2 separate regions of the Mus musculus genome follow, and region 1 is linked to region 2. A link is a loop called in an ENCODE intact Hi-C map of the cell type or tissue named here. Cell type or tissue: gastrocnemius. All regions are shown on one strand. Links, peaks and the distances in the headings refer to the core of each region. The heading gives the core; the rest is flanking DNA.

The links. A loop is a pair of places that touch in the nucleus more often than their neighbours do. Peaks named below come from ENCODE experiments on the same cell type or tissue, not always from the same donor. Only the 100,000 strongest peaks of a DNase experiment are listed, where the experiment ranks them.
Region 1: it touches region 2 in a loop (2.6-fold over the local background); 12 of 42 quality-filtered maps call a loop at or near these places.

Annotation. Positions count from the first base shown.
Region 1 is chr3:94,618,393-94,625,996 of GRCm38, forward strand. It overlaps Tuft1 (tuftelin 1), which reads right to left. Exons shown (of 13, transcript NM_011656.3): 8 at 4,296-4,424; 9 at 3,659-3,753. Among named protein-coding and RNA genes, the nearest start is that of Tuft1, 37 kb to the right of the region's middle. In gastrocnemius, for the core only: no CTCF peak of the experiment used is centred there; a DNase peak (open chromatin) is centred at 3,877; H3K27ac peaks cover 665 bases.
Region 2 is chr3:94,846,707-94,854,310 of GRCm38, forward strand. It overlaps Pogz (pogo transposable element with ZNF domain), which reads left to right. Exons shown (of 19, transcript NM_172683.4): 2 at 7,244-7,368. The coding sequence starts at 7,245. Among named protein-coding and RNA genes, the nearest start is that of Pogz, 13 kb to the left of the region's middle. In gastrocnemius, for the core only: a CTCF peak has its summit at 2,835 (motif pointing left); a DNase peak (open chromatin) is centred at 2,832; H3K27ac peaks cover 220 bases.

The DNA.
Region 1 (7,604 bases), core at 2,134-6,133, 230 kb before region 2:
CTCCTTGGTCTCTCTCTTTTTTCCCCTGCCCGTTTCTCTTGCAGGTTTGTGGTTCCCTTCGTACCCACGAATAACTGGGTCCTGCTGGTCAGGACACTGATGCCCTCTCCTTGTATGTAGGTATGCATACAGATAGAGCACTCATATCCATAAAATAAATAAAACTTTTTCTTTAAAGGAGGAAGTTGGCTGCCTTGTGAGTTATAAGTTTCTGATTACTTCAAAGATTTAAGTAGGAAGCAAACAAAGCCAAGATCCCCAATAAGAAATATCTGTTTTCTGTCTTTTTTTAAATTATTTTTATTCTATGTGCATTGATGTTTTGCCTATATGTGTGTTTGTTGGATCCCCTGGAACTAGAGTTACAGACAATTGTGAGCTGCCACATGATTGCTGGGAATTGAACTTAGGTCTTCTAGAAGTGTAGCCAATGCTCTTAACTTTTGAACCATCTCTTCAGCCCTTCTGTCCTTAATTCTTTTTTTTTTTTTTTTTTTTTTTTTGGTTTTTCGAGACAGGGTTTCTCTGTATATCCCTGGCTGACCTGGAACTCACTTTGTAGACCAGGCTGGCCTCGAACTCAGAAATCTGCCTGCCTCTGCCTCCTGAGTGCTGGGATTAAAGGCGTGCACCACCACACCTGGCTTTTTTTTTTTTTCCTGTCCTTAATTCTTAACAGAGAATTCCTCAACCCCTTATAGACTTCCAAGCTCAGGGGTGATGGAGACATGTTTTACTATATAGTATTTGGTCTTGGGTTTAGAATCTTCAGAAGGACTAAGGAGGCCTTAAAGTACACGGAGGAAGTGAGTGCTGGCTAGGGTGTGCAGACAGCTGCAGGACAGAAGCTAGTTAAAACCTTATATCCTTCAACCCCTCTCAACCTCTGGGGGAGAAACCAACTGTGCCTGCACATTGAAACATTCTCCAAATCCTGAACAAAAGGTTCAAAGACCTGTCAGGTCGAGAAGTGCATACACACATCAACAGCATACACCCACTGTTTGGAGACAGCAGCGCCGTCCCCTCTGGACTTCACCCTACACACCACTTCACCTACTGTTCACCTGATCCTTTAAGAACCTATAATATTGTTTCATCAGTTCCATGAGCCACTGCAACAAACTCTTGAACCTAAGGAAGCAACTGGGTAGAACCACACACCCACACACACTCACAAATGAGAAAGGGGTATGGTTATCCTTGAGCACACTAATTTTGATTGTCAGCTAAAGTGGGGGTAGAATTGAACCCTTGACATGAGGGGTCCACAGTAAGTCTGGACAATATCAGACTTGAATTAGACTGCGAGACCCACAGTCAGTGTCTGGAGAGAAACAGAAGGTTGCTTGATGTCATGATGCTGTGAGCAGAGAGTAATTTCCCTAGTCACCCTTGAGAATGTCCAGAGATTCCTGAAAAGCCACGGGCACTGCTTATTCTCAGTTCTGCCTAAAGATATCAACAAGTGCACGCTGTTAGCAAATGAGTGGTACCCAGGCAATAGTGTTGCACACCAATAATTCCAGCACTCGGGAGGCAGAGGCAGACAGATCTGTGAGTTTGAGGCCAGCCTGGTCTACAGAGCAAGTTCCAGGACAGCCAGAGCTACACAGAGAAACCCTGTCTCAAAACAAAACCAAACATGGGTAGTACTGAGGGTGAGGTGGTCACAATGCACCGATGCCCCAACATCCTTCCTGAACACTCTAAATCCCGCCCTCAGTTCTCCACACGAGGTGAGTGGTGGTCAAATGCTATTCCAGAGCATTCGTTTGGGATCATCTCATCTTTTGTTTCTCTTGCTCTTCTTCTTGGCTCTGCCCTCAGTCCCTCCCACACAGAGGAAGAGGTCTGAATGCAGCCATCCCTCAGCACCAAGCATCATTCGATTAGAGCCCCCGAGTGCTGCCGTCCCTCACTAGCATTTGCACATGTCCTTCGAGTGTGCATTCTCCCTTACGCTTCAGTGTTTAGGATACTCTGGGGGACCAATGGCAACAAAATAAGACTTCAGATATTCAGTAAAGAGATAATTTACAATTTCCTGGTTTTCGGTTTGTTTGTTTTTTTCCTTTGGGGCAGGGTCTCACTCTGTAGCCCTGAATGGCCTAGATCTTGCCTGTAGACCAGGTTGGCCTAAAATTCATAGAGATCATTCACCTGCATCTATCTCCTGGGTGCTGGGATTAAAGGCGTGAGCCACCACTTCCAGCTCCAACTGTTCATTTAAAGTTACTCAGATATGACGTCAAACTAGAAAGGAGGCTAGAATAAAAAGATGCTGCACTTTCCATGCCGGGAAGGTCAAACCTGGGTTGTCCTAAAGAAGAGGAAACATTCTCTGGAGACAGAGGAGCAGTGGCAGACTGGTTTGTTGATCCTGGCCCTTCAGGGGATGTCTACTGACTGTGAAAAAGATCGCTGGTACAATGATGATCAGACCCACAATGGCTTACTGAGATTAAACTGTTGTTCTTTACTTTTGAGCCAAACTGTGTTAAGTTGCACAGGCTGGACTGGGTCTTATGGTCCTTCCTCTGTCCCCTGAGACCCTGGAATAATAGGTACAGACTACCACTACTGCATCCAGAAAGATGGTAATCAGTTTCACTCTGTAGTACAAGCTGGCCCTGAACTCATAGCAATCCTCCTGCCTCAGCCTTCTAAGGGCTGGGATTATAGGCATGTGCCACCATGCCCTGTAAACGTCTTGTTTGGTCCTGAACTTTCAGGAGGCAGTCTCTGCTCTGAGGAACCCACTGATCTGGAGCCTCTGATCCCCTCTCCTCAGAGGAGATTTGCCAAACCCTCTAACTTAGTAGGTCAATATGCTCAGCAGGTAGTTCTTGGTTTCTATCTGAACTGCTTGGAGCAAGAGAAAGTCCTCATAGAGCTCTAGACTCTGTCTCCAAAAGACTGGAGAGATTAAATGACTTCAAGAACTTCTAGTGTTGCTGCTTTAGGAGTAAGAAACGGAGTGACACGTCCAGCAAAACCTCCTTCACTGAGAGCCGTGACAGCCCATGCTCCCTTGACTCTACCTGACCTAATAAATCCTTTTCTTTAGGTCTTTGCCCATGATGTGTTCATTAAAAGATAAAGAGATAGGGAGTGTCTTCTATGGGAGTGTGGTGAGGTGTCGGGGAAGGGGATGTCTCAGCAGGCCCATGCCAAGGCATCCCTTCCCCCTGAGGGACCAGCCACATAGAACAGAGTTTATTCAGGGCATAGGGAGGGGAGTTAAGAGGCTAGTAGAGGCAGAGAAAGGCAGAAGAGAAGTAGTGGCAGGCCATGGCCATGTGGAGAGAGGGGGAAGGAAAGAGCCCAAGAGGGCAGGAGGGAAGCAAGAACAAGCAAAAGGCAAGAGAGGGAGGAGGGGGCAAGCAGCCCCCTTTATAGTGGGCCAGGCCTACCTGGTTGTTGCCAGGTAACTGTGGGGTGAAGTTTAGACAGAATGCTAACAGCCCCCTTGTTAAATGAACTCCCTGAAGAAGGCAGCCCTCTGAAGAGTCTCTGGCTGGGTGGGGCTCCACCCTCCACAAGCACACTGAGTTAGAAGTGGAAGATCTGACATCATCAGCAGCTTCCTTCCAGGGAGCTCACAGCCCGCCCTCTCTTCCCTACACTCAGCTCTACAGTGAACAAGGGCCCTTACTTTTCTCTTTCTGTTTGACAGTCAGCGTTCTTGATCCGAAGCTCTTCTAGGGCCATCTCTCCTTCCCTGACTTTCACCAGTAAGGCCTGATGCTCCTGGGTGGGACAAAAGAAAAGGTCTGTAGCAAGAACAGACATCAACACCTTGGGGTGAAATGGGTACCTGAACAGGGGTTTGGCTGCTACTGGGCCTGGGACGGTTGCCAAAGAACAGCAGGCCAGGCTGGTTTGATGGGCGGCCTCCCCTGTCAGGGAATAGCCCTTCCCACTCTCAGCATACAGAAATTTCCCAGCCTCACCCAGCTGCCCGAGGGAGAACTTGGCCCTGCATTGTGCAAGCCCACCTGCCACCTCTGGCCAATCCTGGATGAAACACGTGGAATGACTGGCGACTCGGAAGTCTTCAGAAACCCAAAGGGGCATCTATGTAAGAACACGTCTAAGGCGGGAATAGTCTCACCTGCAGCAGAAGGAGGCTAAGGCTGGATGACAGACCCTCCATTCCTAAAACGCTGCACGGTATCAGAATGGATGTGCGAGGCTGCTAGAAAGGGATGCTTTTGGGGATATTAGGGAAAGACGCCTTGGGTCCCTTCCTGCCCCAGGGCTAGACTCTGAAGGTAGAACATCACCATTACCGCCTCCATCCCCAGCAAGCGCCTCTGTAGCTCCTCGATTTCTGCCGCTTTCTGCTCCACTCTGTCCTCCTCTCTCTGAAGGGCCACATTACTCTGTTCTGCTTCTCGCTGATAACGGCTGAGTGTGACCTACAACATAGAAGGGTGTGTTCAATGGTGAAAGGGAAAAGGCAAACATCAATAAACCTTCAAGGGGAACCTGGAGGGGCCCATCAGGACTGCTATGGAGACTAACTGGCCCCTCACAGACTAAGTTCATCTCCAAAGTCAACTGGCACACGGGTCATCAAGACCCCCTGGTTGATATCTTAGAACACCTCCACGACCCTTCCAGGGCTGACAAGCTTAACCCAATGCTGTGGCTTCCTTGCTGGTCAGAAGCAAATAACCTAAGAGACACACTCCTATCTTTCCACTTCCCTTGGTATGGCCACCTCCATGCCAAGGCCAACCCAGTGCCTGCACAAGGTGCTGCAGCAGGCAGTGTCTGTCCTTAAGCAGCCTAGAAACCACACTGGAACGAACAGAAGGGTTCCCAGTTGTTAGAATGAGAGTAAAGAAAGACCTTGCCTTGTTTCCTCTGCTCTCATCTCACCAATGCCTGCTTATCCTTCAGGTCCACAGATATCCCACCTAAGCACCCTCCTAGCCCTGGGAAAGTTCTTCTCAGATTCAGTGCACTCGTGAGCTCAGTGCAAGTTCATGGCAGACAGGTCTTGGTTTCTTCCACACCTTCAAAGAGCCACAAAGTTCCTTGCATACAGGTCTTGGTGGAACTGGTGCTCGTTCAGTCCATTTCTCCCCATCACAAATAAAGCTAGGCAATGGCAGGCCCATGCTCCCTCCAGGGTATGTCGCCGTCCACTTCTCTGCTTCCCACCCACCCCAGACACCTCATCACTTGGTAAGAGAGAATCCAGATAAGCTCTGGAAGGCCTGGATGACAGAAAGCAGCCAGGTTGTCTGGTTATTCCCAGTCTCAGAATCAGGGTAGAAAAAGCTTGATGCGGAAAATATTATGATGGGACCTGTCCACATAACACAGCTGCCCTAGCCAAGCAAATTCACTGCAAATCCCTCCTGACAGCAGGCAGCCAGCAGGACAGGAACCCAAGCTTAATGACAGGCAATATTTATTATAATTATCAATCTTGCCCTTCATACCCCCAGGTTCAAAAAAAACCAGACTGGACAATCTTACTCATCAGGAGAGGTTAGGAAACACCCTCAATAATACCTATTAGCCTAAAATGGGCCAGCTTCCTGGGCAGGAGCTTAGAACAGGGGCTCTCATCTCAGTACATAAATACCACATGCAGGCTGATGTGTGCATAGCAGAGCTAACAAAGCCTTGGTCTAAATCTCCAATTAGGATCACAGAGATGCAAAAAACAAACATAAAAAAACCAACAGACACAAACAAACAAAAAAAGCCAGACTCCGCTGGGCATGGTGGTGCATGCCTTTAATCCCAGCACTCGGGAGGCGGAGGCAGGCAGATTTCTGAGTTTGAGGCCACCCTGGTCTACAGAGTGAGTTCCAGGACAGCCAGGGATATACAGAGAAACCCTGTCTTGAAAAACAAAAACAAACAAAAAAGCCAGACTCCTCTGTCCCAGTAGCTCATCCTGCCCTGCTCACAGAGGAAGGAACCTGACCAAAGGGCACCTGCTGCAGGTGGGTAAAGAAAGTCCCACTGTCCCAAACCATAGTGGCTGTGATCCCCAGCCTGTGCATGTTTTGTTCAGGCAGCTCTTCCTTAGGAGCAGCTGGCTCCACCACAGTCAGAAATGACAAATGTGTCTGGAATGCCACAGCTTCCCAAAGTTTCCAACACCCTACCCCTGCTTGGGGTGGCAGCTCCAGTCTCCTCTCCTTGTAGCTTTTACAGAGAACACAGGAAATAGGTGGTCATCGAATTGGTACCTAAATAACCAGACTACCTAAAATGTGTCATGGAAAAGGGACTGGGAACGCCTTTACCAAACGGCCGCTATGCTTGCAAACTGGTCTTAAAATTGTCCCAAGTCAATCTATGCATAACAGGAAAGTGTGCTTAGAAACGGAGCACCAGGCACTGGCATAGCCTCACAAGAGACAGCTAAATCAGGGCCTGTCGGCAAAATCTTGCTGGAGCTCGAGTCTCTAGCTGCATATGTAGCAGAAGATGGCCTAGTCAGCCATCACTGGGAAGAGAGGCCCCTTGGCCTTGCAAACTTTATATGCCTCGGTACAGGGGAACACCAGGGCCAAGAAGCGGGAGTGGGTGGGTTGGGGAGCAGGGCAGGGGGAGGGTATAGGGGACTTTCGGGATAGCTTTTGAAATGTAAATGAAGAACATATCTAATAAAAAAAATTGTAAAGAAAAGAAGCACCAGGAAAAACAAAGCCCAGCTGCCTCTTCTACCCACTGAAGCTAGTGCTCACACACAGCCTCACACAGTCCATCTGCAGGGTCCAACAGCCCTGAGGAAAGCTGTCACAGGCTGTGTCCTTAACCTCAGGGCAGTTCACCATCCTCACTGTTGTTCTTCATCCTCTATCTTCCTCTCAAAAATCCTCCTCTTTAGGATCAGTAAGATGGATCCACAGATGCCATTAATCCCAGCACTCGGGAGGCAGAGGCAGGCGGATTCCTGAGTTTGAGGCCAACCTGGTCTACAAAGTGAGTTCCAGGACAGCCAGGGCTATACAGAGAAACCCTGTCTCGAAAAACCAAAAAGGAAAAAAAAAAAAAAAAAAAAAGATGGATCTACAGGTAAAAGTCCTTGTCGTCAAGTCTAGGGACCCAAGTTTGACCCCAGGGAGCCGTACGGTGGAAGGAAAGAAACCACTCCAGCAAAGAGAAACTCAACTCCACACAGGCACTGCGACACACCACCATCCACAATGAAAAAAAATCTTTTTAGTGCCATGAAAAGGAATTCAGGCTAGCTGTCCTCCTTCTATGAGATCCCAATGTGCCTGTGAAGAACATAATCCTATCATAACATATTTTATTTGTGAATGAACAATAATAGAAGGGTTATTGTTCTAATGCACTGTAGTGAGGTTTTGCTACTTTGTGGGTTTTTCTTCCTTCCAACCTTCTCCACCCTTCTTCTTCCACCTGTTCAACCCCTTAAAACTACATGAGAGGAAAGAAAAGAAATCCCTGAATAAAGTCAGACGTTGGAAAAGGGACAACATTATTGTTAGACTACTTCCCTTTTGTTGGGGGTTGGTTCTAAAGCTTTGAATTAATCCGGCCCCCAAAATCAGGAATCCGTGTGTCCAAACACTAAAGGTCCTTGTCCCCAATTGGTTTTT
Region 2 (7,604 bases), core at 1,249-5,248:
TGGTCACATTCTGAGATACCAGTTTAGGTCCGAATCAAGGACTGTTTTGAAAATCTTGGCCTCACTGTCTTTCAGATACATTTTGGAATAAGTATAAAATATGCTCTCAGTCAGCAATTACTGGGTTAAGCAGCCTTACAGAAGGAAGTTCTGTATTCCTTCTACATCAAAAAAAGAAACTTTGCTAATAACTTGAATTTTCTTTACATTTTGAAAAAGTGAGGGGAAAAGTTCTTTTAAATATCTAGCATTCCCATTTTTCAGTTTTTGAGTAATAAGCCTTTTTCCTGAGAGAGACAACATAATTCAATCAGCTGGAAAAATTATGTTGTTGCAGGATATTTGATCACACTGTAAACCCCAAGATTGTGCTATTTACTGAAACCATCTGTTTCTATTGTGGTGAGGCTCAGCCCTTAGCACACACATTTAATGCCTCTGGCTGGAATACAGGCAGACCCTTTAATCCCAGACAATGAAGGTAAAGTTAGTTTGTAGAAGGAAGCAAGCACCATGTTTGAAAGTGATGACTAATTGAGTGGCAGACAAAGATGGATCAGATGGATCAGGGAAAGATTTGACAGACTAGTATATACTGGCTCTCATGAGAATAGAGAGGACGAGGAGGCTGGAGAGATGGCTCAGCAGTTAGAGGAAAAGGAAGCTCCCCAGGGAGCAGAGGAGAAGGAGAAGGTGGCTTTACCAGGACAGTTAGAGAGAGATAAGATGCAGAGAGAACAAGCTAGACATAGGGGAAGACAGAACAAGCCAGAGAATGAGAAGGAGCCAGAAGACTAGAACATACTGCCAAAATCAGTATAAGGCCAAGCAGGGCAATTCAGTCAAGAGGCCAAGACAGAAGCCAGATTCAGTCAGCTTGGAGAGGAGTTTGAACCAGAACAGCTTTGAGCCAGCCAGCTAGAGTTCAGAAAGAACAAGAACGGGTGCGCTTATTCAGCAGAAATCAGAGACTGAAAACATTCTAGATCTAGATTAGATTGTATGAATGCTAGAAGCTTCCAGGACTAGGCCTAAGTTAGCAGGCTGAGGCAGTAAGCCTTGGGGATGACAGTTATACAGGAGAATAAGACTTACATTTACATTATGTCATTTAAATTCATTATTTCACAAAATCAAAAATCCTGTATCCTGGTTATTTAGAGTATCTTAAGAGAGGGAGTTCAAAGGCTATGCCAGTGCCTAGCAAATACAGAAGTGGATGCTCACAGTCATCTATTGGATGGAACACAGAACCCCCAATGGAGGAGCTAGAGAAAGTACCCAAGAAGCTGAAGGAGTCTGGAACCCTATAGGAGGAACAACAATATGAACTAACCAGTACCCCCAGAGCTCGTGTCTCTAGTTGCATATGTAGCAGAAGATGGCCTAGTTGGCTATCACTGGGAGGAGAGGTCCTTGGTCTTGCGAAGATTATATGCCCTAGTACAGGGAAATGCCAGGGCCAGGAGGCGGGAGTGTGTGGGTTGGGGAAAAGGGGGGGTATAGGGGACTTTCGGGATAGCATTTGAAATGTAAATGAAGAAAATGAGAGAGAGAGAGAGAGAGAGAGAGGGAGGGAGGGAGGGAGGGAGGGAGGGGGGGAGGGGAGGGGAGGGGAGGGGAGGGGAAGAGAAGGGGAAGAGAAGGGGAAGAGAAGGGGAAGAGAAGGGGAAGAGAAGGGGAAGAGAAGAGAAGAGAAGAGAAGAGAAGAGAAGAGAAGAGAAGAGAAGAGGAGGGGAATTCTAGCCTAGTGGTACAGACTGCAACCCTAGGGTTTGGAAGTTGGGGGGTAGGGGCGGACTGCAAATTTGAGGCCAGCTCTGAGCAAAAAGCAAGACCTTGTCTGATTAGAGGAAAAGATGGGGAAGGGGAGTAAGATTATAAATACTTGATATAAAGATCAGTCTTTTGGGATATACTGGTAAAGTATTCACAGGCATAGTATGAAGAGCACAATTTGTTTTGAGATTGTTCTACTTAAAAAGAAAGCTGTGTCTAAGCCTAGCAGTGGTGGTGCACGCCTTTAATCAAAGCACTTGGGAGGCAGAGGCAGGCGGATTTCTGAGTTCAAGACCAGCCCGGTCTACAGAGTGAATTCCAAGACAGCCAGGGCTACACAGAGAAACCCTAGATAGAAAAAACAAAAAAATAAAAAAAGAGAAAGAAAGCTGTGTCTTGCTTGGTCTATGTTTGGAGAGGTGGTTTTCAGTTAGTCACCACTGAAACAGTGTCCTTTAAACATCTGCAGAGACTTCTACCCAGATTGTACTTGTCATTTTCCTGGATTCTTGACTGGAAGAGGTTGTAGTGTATGTATAAAGTTACATGGCAAAGAACAATGGCATACAGTTGTTTATTTGAATCCCCCCCCCCCTTTAAATTGGACCCATGTCAGAGCATGCCTGAGGAAGTCAGAGGAGAGCTTGTGGGAGTTTGTTCTCTTCTACTGTGTGGATGCTGAAGATGGAAGTGAGGTTGTCAGGCTTGGTTGCAAGGTGTCTTTACTCACTGAGTGTTCACATAGTCCTGTAGTTTTGTTTTTCAATTTCTGTAACTCAGTTTCTGGCTACATTGTCTAATAGTCTAATATCTGTATATGTTAAGCAGAATGAGAGAATTTAAGTAATACTTTAGGTACTTTGCTCTTGCTTTCCCTTTGAGGTTTTGGTTTGAAAAGACATATATAATTAAAATTGATGGTTAGAGGCCCCCTAGAGTCAAGGTAAGGGCTTTACCAGTTAAAATGGATTTCCAAACTGAGCCCCTGGTTGTCCCTGACTCTTGAGACTTTGTGAGATGTTTTACAATTACAAAGGATACAGTGCCATCTATTGGGCATTGCCCGAAGTACACCTGTCAAGTTTATAGGTTGATACACAGTGTAGTTTGGTTGTAGTTCTGGTTTTTGCAGTTCCAGGACTCTGAGGATACCTATAACCTTTGCAGTGAGGGCTTTGTGTGAGCACTGAAGGTAACTGTATCCATACTTTATTGGGCTCTTTCTACCACCCTTCTCCACCTCAATCCCTTCCACACCCCACCCCACCCCACCCCAACACTAGGTAGTTAAGAAAAAAGGTTAGAGGGGAAATGGGGGCAGGGTATAGACCTCTTTAGACTACTTCCTGCTGATTGGGGCATCGAGTTCCTTTGGGGGCAAGTCCAGTCAGTCTTCATTGTCAGAATATCCAATTACTTCTTCCCATCTCTTTACTCATGACCACTTGACAAACTGCAGCAGCCCTCTGGATTCTGGCATTTTTATACCCTCTCAAAAGTCCCCAGAATTTCAAATATGAACTATCTTCAGTTAGCAGAATCATGCCTTTGCCAGAGCACGAGACAAAATCAGTTATCTGCTATGAACAATCTGAAGCAGTTCCATACCTCATACCTGGGATTAAAACAAAAACATAGTCACATAACATAACATAACTGGGTTTTTAAAGAAACTAAAATTCTTAACTATAGTTAATAGTTTCAATTCAAGACAAACTGACCCCTTCTCAGCTCATATTGGAGGCCACAACAGCAGCTGCTCATGGTAGTGCAGTTTGCAGAATTCCTAGACAGGAAATACTAAAGTAAGATAGATGGGTTCTTACCTTAGATGCAAAGTTTAAAGAAAAATCTGTATCACAGTCCAAGTTTCCTTCCTGCTATTGTGATAAAAATATCTGGACATAAAGCAGTTTCCATAGGGGCTGGAGAGAGGCTCTGTGTTAGAGCACTGCTGCTCTTGTCGTGTACTCGGATTTGGTTCCCAGCACTCAGGTTGTGGTTCACTCATCCATAACTCCAGTTCCAGAGAATCTGACTTTCTTCTGACTTCTGTGGGCACCAGGTATACATATGGTGCTAATGCAGATTAAAAAGTAAATCTTCTAAAAATGTATTTAGGTGGGAAAGGGTTTATTTCAGGCTACAATTCCAGGTTATAGTGTATCTATCATTGCAGGTAAGTCAGGGCAGGAACTTAAAACAGCTAGTTACATCATTTCCACAGTCAAGAACAGAAAAGAAGGGCTGGAGAGATGGCTCAGCGGTTAAGAGTACTGACTGCTCTTTCAAAGGTCCTGAGTTCAAAACCCAGCAACAACATGGTGGCTCACAACCACATGACATCTGACACCCTCTTCTGGTGTGTCTGAAGATAGCTATAATATAATAATAAGATATAATAAATCTTTTAAAAGAATAGAAAAGAAATAGATATATACATGCTCACCTGCTTGCTTGTGTTCGGATCAGTTTTTCTTTCCCTTTTTTAACATATATTTATTTCTATGTACATTGATGTCTTGCCTCCATGTATGTCTATGCAAGGGTACCAGATCCACTGGAACTGGAGTTTCAGACAGTTGTAAGCTGCCATGTGAGTGCTGAGAATTGAATCTGGTCTTGGAAGAGCCCTAACTCTTAACTGCTGTCAGTCAGTTTTTCTCAGCTTATACAGTTTAGCACTCTCTGTCTAGGAAATGGTGACACCCACAGTGATCTGGGTCAGTTAACTTAATTAATTAAAACAGTCAGGGGCTGGATAGATGACTCAGTAGTTAGGAACCAGAGGTCTGGGGTTCAATTACCAGCGTCCACAATGAGGCTCAAAACAATCTATAACTAATTCTAGGGGCATCTGACACCTCTGGCCTCCAAGGGCTCAATGCAAACAAGTGATACACAGACATACATGTAGCCATTTAAATTATCTAATATTTATACCTGTAAAGAGACAGGAGGCATAAACTAGCAGGAGTTAAAAGCCTGCTACCTCAGTGAGGGAACTTTGTTTTCTGAACTATACACAAACTATCTATTTACAAGCCTGATTCTACAACTAAATTACTAGCTCTTTAGCAGTCACTTTCTATCTGTGTCATTGTACCTAACTAGTCTAGTCTACCTTTCTCTTGAGCTCTTTGAAACCCAAGAGGACTCCTTAGCTTTCTTTCCTAGAATATTATTTTACCAGTGGCCTGCAGCTGTTTCTCTGTTGTTCCTACAAACCTAAAGAGGAAATTCTTATCTCTTACCTGGAGCTCTTTTCCTAAAGGCTCTTCTAAGCGGAGAAAGAGGGGGGGGGGGAAGGGGTGGCAGGCGGGCAAGAGAGCTCTATTAAAGGTCCAATTGCTTATAAAAGAAACTTCACCCTTGGCAGGCTGAACCATGTCACTAGCTTAGTGTGGCAAGCCACAGTAGGGGACAAACCACTTCCTGTCTTGGTGGGGTAGCTCTAGGCCATCTAGCTGACTTTGCTTCAGATCATAGAGCCAAGACCACAAGACCTCTCTCTCCCAAGCAACTTGCTTTAAGATAGGCAGGTACTTTTCATTCTTTTGTGTTCTTGTCTGTAGAGGTTTTTTAGATGAATACTCAAACTGCACCGCTACAGGACACTTGTAACTAACTGTGTCTGACATGTAAATGCAGTATCTATTGAAGTTTTTATATTTTGCTAACAATTGGGTTTTCTATGTACAATAGTCAAATATCTTGTAACACAGGCAGGCAAACATACTCATATACATAAAATGAAATAAAAAAATAAAGTAAAAATGTTTCCCAGGACATATACATCGGCCAACCCAGTATAGCCAGTCCCTCACTGAGATTCTTCTCATGATTCTAGTGTGTAGTGATGACAAAACTGTGAAGTCAAGGTTTGGCATTAAGGGCAGGCTGGTGTACATAGTTCTAGGACATTCAGGGCTACATAGAGACATCCTGTCTCAGAAAAACCAAAACAATAACAACCAGTGAGTCAGACATGAACTTGAGAGGCAGAAATAGTTATGTTTCTGTGAGTTCAAGGCTAGCATGGTCCACCAATCGATTTCAAGGGCTACATAGTGAAACTCTATCTCAAAAACAAAGCAACACCAACAAAAGACCCTAAACATCACGATCACTAACTAGACAGTTTTGTGTGTATGCTGGAGACCATTGCATATGCTGGCAAGCACTGTACCCAACACATTATTAGAAGAAGTATAAAATTAGCTTTTACAGTATTGGGCTTCATTGTGGAATTTTCCAAAAAAACATTTGTGTAAGAGTGTGTGTGTGTGTGTGTGAGAGAGAGAGAGAGAGAGAGAGAGAGAGAGAGAGAGAGAGAGAGAGAGAGTATGAGTGTGTGTGTGAGAGAGAAAGAGAGAGAGAGTGTGTGTGTGTGTGTGTGAGAGAGAGGGGGAGAGAGAGAGAGTGTGTGTGTGTGTGTGTGTGTGTGTGTGTGTGTGTGTGTGTGTGTATGTGTGTGTAAGGCAAGAGTTGATGTTAGGGATTTCCCTGTTGCTTTCCATAGACAAGACAAGGTCCTCACTGACCCTGAGCTGCTGTTTCGGGCAGTCTAGGCTGGCTGCTCAGTGAGGTGTCGGGATCAGCCTGTTTCCTCCCTTCCCGAGTGCTCTGATTTAAAGCACCTCACCACCACACCTAGTGGTTCATCTGTTTGCTTTTTTGTTTGGGGCTTTTGTTTTGTATGTTGGTTCTGGGGTCTGAACTCAGGTCCTTCCCATCTTCCTAGCTCCTCCCTGCTTGTCCCTTTCAACCATTGCTGCCTTTAATTCCTCACTTGGGAGATTGAAGCCTGTAGTTTTCTGTGAGTTCAAGGCCAACTAGGTCTACATAGTAAGTCTCAAAAAAAAAAAAAGTATTGGGCTGGCTCGATGGCTTAGATAAAAGTGCTGCTGCCAAGCCTGACATCTTGAGTTTGATTCCTGAGACCTTTATGGTCGGAGAGGATCGATCCTGCAGGCTGTCCTCTAACCTTATGTGTGCTATGGCACACACATCTGTATACATGTATACAATAAGTAAATAAAGTAATGCTAAACGGTGTCAGTAGTGACTGGAAAACTGTAACAGATACAACAGTTCCAGCCCTATCCTTGCAATGCTATTGCATGTACTTTACCCGAACCCTCTTAGTATTATACCTTCAACTTATATAAGCCAATTATTAAAGAATTTACCATGGAAAGGATTAATATTCAAGAATAAAAATAGTTTCTCTGGTCCAGTGATATAGAAGGATAGCTTGATTGCAGCTGGATATGGTGGCTCACGCTGTTCCAGCAGTTAGCCAGCTGGGGCAGAATGATTGCCAGGAGTCAGAAACCATAAGTGCCAGGCCAGCCTATTTTACAGAATGAGATCCTTTTCTAACAAATAAATGTTTCATATTTAGTATAAAATTATTTCTCCAATTCTAGGTCAGTATCTTACTAATTTTATTTTTTTGTAGCATGGCGGACACCGACCTGTTTATGGAATGTGAGGAGGAGGAACTGGAGCCATGGCAGAAAATCAGTGATGTCATTGAGGACTCTGTAGTTGAAGATTACAATTCTGTGGATAAAACTACTTCCGGTAACTAAAGCTCCTTTGTTCTTAGGTTGTTTACATTAATTACATTGAATTATGAAGAATATGTGATACAAAGAATTTAAGAATCCAGAGAGAGGGATGGGGGTGTTGTTCAGTTATGTAGTATTTGCCTAGGCTCTGTCTCCATTGCTACATAAGCTAGGGATGGTGGGACATACCTGGAATCTAAGCAATGGAGGTGGAGACAGGAGAATCACAAACACAAAGTCATTTTCAGT